Regions from separate parts of the Homo sapiens genome. Here region 2 is linked to region 1. A link is a loop called in an ENCODE intact Hi-C map of the cell type or tissue named here. Cell type or tissue: mammary epithelial cell. All regions are shown on one strand. Links, peaks and the distances in the headings refer to the core of each region. The heading gives the core; the rest is flanking DNA.

Region 1 (2,926 bases), core at 209-2,708:
TTCAGTTTTAGATTATTATGAATAAAGTTACTCCATACATTTGTGTATAATATTTTGGGGGACATATGTTTTATTATTTCTTTTCAGTAAATATGTAGGAGTAGAATTGCTGGGTCATAAGGTAAGTATAATTTTAAAAGAAACTGCTTAATGATTTTCTACAGATGTTGAACAATTTTACACTCCCACTAGCAATATCTGAGTGATCCCAGTGATCTGCATTCAGACCTGCATTAGGCATTATTACTGTTTAATTTTAGCCATTCTAATGAGTGTGAAGTGATAATCTTATTGTGGATTTAATCTGCATTTTCCTGATGACTATGTTAAGCATGTTTTTATGTGTTTATTGGCATTCACATATACTCTTCTGAAGGGTTTGCCCAAGTCTTTTGCCCATTTTTAACTATTATTATTATTTATTGTTGTTATTTAGATAATATGGATACAAGTATGATTTATGTATTATAAATATTTTCTCAGTTTGTGGGGCTTGCCTCTTTCTTCATTTCTCTCTGTCTCTCTCTCTTTCTTTCTTGTTTTTTGACAGTGTTTTACTCTCTTGTCCAGGCTAGAGTCCAGTGGCAAGCAGTGTCCAAATCCTGGGCTCAAGTGAACCTCCTATCTTTTTTATTTTTTTATAGAGACAGGGTCTTACTGTGTTGCCCAGGCAGTTCTTGAACTCCTGGCCTCAAGAGATTCTCATGCCTCAGCCCCTCAAATTGCTAGGATTACAGGCATAAGCCACCATGCCCAGCCTACTTTTAATTTTCTTAATGATGTGTTTTAATGAGCAGAATTACTACATTTGAAGAAGTCAGATTTATTATAATTTTTTTCTGATGATTCCTTTTTTTTGTTCTAAAAATCTTATATAACTCATTGCCAAGATATTCTTTTTATGTTTTCTTCACTGAACTTTATATTTTGGCCAAGGTCTGTAATCTACCCTGAGTTAAATTTTTGCATATGGCCTGAGGTATAAATCATGGTTCCGTTTTTTTCCATACAGATATATATTTAACCCAGCAAAATATTTTGAAAAAATTTTCCTTTCACTATTGAATTCCCTGTTGCTGACACCTTCGTCAGAATCATTACGGACTGTGTAACCTGTTCCATTGGTCTATTCATGTATCCTAATACCAATGTCACACTGTCGTGATTATTTTATGTTTATACTATATCTTAATGTCAGATTGCTCCTCTAATTTCATTCTTCCTTTTTAAGATTCTGAAGCTGAAACTTTTAATGAGTTGCTTTGAGTACTTACATGAAACCTACTATTGTTCCTATGTTCTCATAGAAAAATATTTTTATGAATGGGTTATTGAAAAAAATCAAACAGATAAATATGCATAAATCTTTTAACCAGGCTTCCTGTAAGCGGTGTGTAACATGCCACGAAATTTGCTAAGCGCCTTGGAGCAATTCTTTTGTGCAGTGAAACAAGTTTCCTGACATGTGCGCCATCTGCTGATCGACATTTCCAATGGCATCATATCATGGTGAAGAACTCTGAACTTCATTTCTCTCTTTGTTCATTCACTGTCTTCAATGACAGATTCTCCAGCTCAAATCTTTAAGATACTCCCAACGCATACACATGCACACACACACACACACACACACACACACACACATACCCACACGCACACCATTGGTTTTATATTCCATTTATATCTTTTTGCTTCCTATCCACTTTTATCTTTCATATCTAATTACCAATTTTCCCGTTTTCAAGAGCTTCTTGAAATGAATAGCCCGGAAGATTCTCATCTCCACCCAGCAAGCCTCAGAGAACTGTAAGAATGGCTGTTTGTCAGGTCATTGCCAACCCATTTCAAACCTCATTAAAAATAATTAGTTTTAGTATTTATTAAACTACCCTGTGTAGTGTCTAAGCCTAATGGGTTCCATTAACAGCTTTCAATGTTGTGCTTACATATGATAATTTATAAATAGAAAAATTTAAACACAATGAATACATTTTGCCTCACTATGCCGTTGCCATTTAGAGTGTTTAGAAATTTTGACAAAGCATTGAATGCATATGCTGTAGGCACAGAGCTATTCTTAGCCAGTATAGTAGTGTCTCTTTAACATTGTCAACAGAAGTGTCTAGTTTTTGAAAGCTGATGTTTTACTGGAATAAAATGGATGGATTTGACTCTCTAGATGTGGAATTCCTCCTCTCCCATCATGCCTGATTTTAACTGTCCTGATATATTCAGAGCCTAGATATAGTGATTATTAAGGGATGGATTTATGTATGTATGTATGTATTTTGCAATCTCAGTTCACTGCAACCACTGCCTCCTGGGTTTAAGCAATTCTCCTGCCTCAGCCTCTTGAGTAGCTGGGATTACAGGCCTAGGCCACCACACCTGGCTAGTTTTCGTATTTTTGGTAGAGACGGGGTTTCACCATGTTGACCAGGCCGGTCTTGAACTCCTGACCTCAGGTGATCTGCTTGCATCAGCCTCCCAGAATGCTAGGATTACAGACGTGAGCCACCGTGCCCCACCGGATTTTTTCTTTTCTTTTCTTTCTTTCTTTCTTTTTTTTTTTTTTTTTTTTTTTAAAAACAGAGGCTTTGTTCTAAAGTTGGTTTCGTAGTTTGGCTCTGTTTAAAAAATTGTTTTATACTTTTCCTATATATGTAATATTTGACTTATCAGACTTCGATTTGTCAGGATATTTTAAGCCTCAATCAATGATGCATCCATGACACACAGCATCCATAGGTGCTCAGTACTTTTCATGTATTATTTCATTTCATTATTATGCCCATTTATAGATGAGGGAACTGAGCACAAATGGCCGAAGTAACTTATTCAGATCATAAGCATATGGTGAGTGAAGCCACGAGTTTACCTAGGTTCATCTGACTTTACAGTACGAGGTCTTAACATACACCACTGC
Region 2 (2,926 bases), core at 222-2,721, 730 kb before region 1:
AATGTATCCTTAACACAACAGGCAGAATAATCCTGCTGAAACTTGAGTCAGATCTTGTCACTACTCTACTTAAAATCTTTCCACCTTATCCAGAGTAAAAGCCAAAATCCACCCTATGTTCTACAAGGCTGCCTCTCTGGCTTTTTCTTATCCCACTCTCTCCCTCACTTGCTCAAGTCAGTTACTGTGACCTTGGACACCACCTTTCCCCTTACTTAGGGTCATCACCCCGGGCAGCTTTTGCCCCTGGATGTGTTTCCCCCAATTATCTACATGATTCCTTCCTTTGAGTCTTTTTTTTTCCTCAAAATTCATCTTCTTAGTAAGCCTTCCTTGGTCACTATATGTAAATGTGCAGCTCACACCTCCAATTTTTCGGCTACCCCTTCTCTGCTTTATATTTTTTCTCCTTAGCCCCTATTGCGGTCTAGTATGCATGTGTCTACTTATTTGTTCACGGTCTACCTCTTCCACTGGCATATGAGATACATGATACAAAGAAGGACATTTGTTTGGTTCATTGTTATGTTTGTAGTGCCTGGTGCATTATGGTCATAAGTATTTGCTGAATGGATGAATTACCTTGCCCCATGTCACACAACCAGTAAGAGGTAAGGTTCAATCTCAGGCTCTCTGATTCCAGAGTCTTAACCATGGAGCTTTATTGCTTTGTAAACTGTAAAATATTAAGCAAATAACCATTATGCATTATTTAGGGAGATAGTGATGGTGCATGGGAAGATCACACATACCCCACTTGTCTAAGCTCAGAGTCTGGGATGATATGACTCCCTGCCTACTAGCAAAGAAATAATTGGGGATGTAGGACTCATGAAAAGGTAGACCATCATTTTCTTTCTTTTCTTTTTTGATACAGGGTCTCACTCTGTCACCAAGGCTGGAGTGCAGTGATACAATTATAGCTCACTTCAGCCTCAAACTCCTGGGCTCAAGGGATCCAACCACCTCTGCCTCCCAAATAGCAAAAACTACAGGCATGTGCTACCGTGCCTGACTAATTTATTACTTTTTGTAGAGTCAGGGTCTTGCTATGTTGTCCAGGCAGGTCTCAAAGTCCTGGGCTCAAGCAATCCCCTTGCCTCGGCCTTCCAAATTATTGGGATTGCAGGCATTAGCAATTGTGCCTGGCACATAATTTTCTGTTATATCTCTAATATCAGGTCACATGTCGAATGGCATAGGTAAAATCTAGCCCAGGGGTAGATATGGCTTCGAGTCACAGACACTGTAAGAAAGTCTTACAACAATTACTGTAGCTGCCACTCTCCACTGCAGCTAATTTCCATTGTTCTTTTCTGCCTTCCCTTTCTCTCACTTTCCTTTCCAGCCAGTTTTTCCAGTTCTCCATCTGTTCTACAGCCTGAGGGTGGCACTCCTGGTCTTTGTCATGCTGGTGTCATCCTAGTGAAGAGATGACTGACTGTTCTAGTCTGAACGAGATCACCCCTCCCCAAATCCTTCCCAGCTCTGAAATTATACTTCTGAAATATAAAGTACTTCTACATTAATAAATTGCTGTGTTCACACTATTATGGGTTTCAGGCTCCAGACTCAGAGACTGAAATCAAGAGAGAGAAAGAAATCTGGAAGACCAGAAGTGGAACAGATTAAAGGTTACATATCCTTACCAGCCAGTTGTTAATTTCTCTCATCATTAGATGGTTGGCTCCACACAAGCCCTACTTGGCACCCTGAGACCCCCAGCCTTGTATAAATGAAGCCATCCACCTGCCTCCTACCACTTACCCTCTTGGTCCCATTGCTTGCTTTATTGGCCTAGTTATTCAACAGTCTATAAACCACTAACTACAACTATATTAAGTTTTAAGAATCAATTCCTAGGATTCCAGCAAAGAGTTTATTTATAACTGTTGCCAGTTTAGACATTGATAGGGAAAAAATGTCAGATATTTTTAGGAAATCCAGCTTAGACATTTTTAGGAAAAAAATGTTTCAGGTATAGCAAATTTCCCCCCCCCAAAAAAAAAAAAAAAAAAAACCAAAATCCTGGCATGTCCATATGCTTTTCAAAAGATTGAATTCACTCAGTGCGTTTTAAACATCAAGCAAAACAGCAAAAGATCCGTTTTCATCTTTCTTAGAGAATAGGAGGTCCCTTCCTTTGTGACCTTCTTGTTTTGCTTTTAGTCTTCCCTATATGACAACTTTCCTTCCAGCCACAGAGGACTGGCAGCTTTGGCACTCTGGAAGCCACGCTCCATGTAAGAGAGATGTGAGTGTTATTTATTGGCCAGGGGGTGAAGTCCTACTGATCTTGGTGATGGTCCAAGATCATTCATATCATTCATGTTGCAGATTGTTCTAATATTACTTTTTTTCTGTTGCCTGTAGGCACATCTTGTGTGTGTGTGTGTGTGTGTGTGTGTGTCTGTGTGTGTGTGAGAGAGAGAGAAATCTCTTAGAAACCAATCTTCTCAAAGAACACAAGAGGAATATAATAAATTCTCACTCATTGGTGAGCACTGATTGGGGCAGGGAAAGAGAAATAATTAGAATAATCATGATGATGATAATAGTTAACAGTTTTGAAACTTACAACATGTCAGTCACTATAGCTAAGTACTTTTTATATTATATCATTGAATTCTCACAGTCACTTATCTTACAGATGAGAAAACTGAGACTCACATGTGAAGTACATTCCCCAAAGTCACTCAGCTAGTTAGAGTGCAGCTACCTTTCCTCTAACAACAACGATAATAAAAAAAAAAATAGTGTGGTTCTTTTTTTTGCCTTCCTTATACAGAGCAACAAACCTCCCTTTTAATTTCTGATTATTTATCTTACAAATTTCATGGAAATTCCCGTCTAAGGAATTTTTTTTTCCTCTCAACCCTGTTTGAATCTGCCCCTTTCCCAGAATTTTTTTTTTTCTAGGCCACAT

Evidence for each region. A loop is a pair of places that touch in the nucleus more often than their neighbours do. Peaks named below come from ENCODE experiments on the same cell type or tissue, not always from the same donor. Only the 100,000 strongest peaks of a DNase experiment are listed, where the experiment ranks them.
Region 2: it touches region 1 in a loop (18-fold over the local background); 5 of 110 quality-filtered maps call a loop at or near these places.

Annotation. Positions count from the first base shown.
Region 1 is chr12:77,683,864-77,686,789 of GRCh38, forward strand. It overlaps a transcript of NAV3 not described here. Among named protein-coding and RNA genes, the nearest start is that of NAV3, 150 kb to the right of the region's middle. In mammary epithelial cell, for the core only: a CTCF peak has its summit at 1,478 (motif pointing left); a DNase peak (open chromatin) is centred at 1,448.
Region 2 is chr12:76,951,804-76,954,729 of GRCh38, forward strand. No RefSeq gene overlaps it. Among named protein-coding and RNA genes, the nearest start is that of CSRP2, 74 kb to the left of the region's middle. In mammary epithelial cell, for the core only: a CTCF peak has its summit at 1,390 (motif pointing right); a DNase peak (open chromatin) is centred at 1,368; H3K27ac peaks cover 325 bases.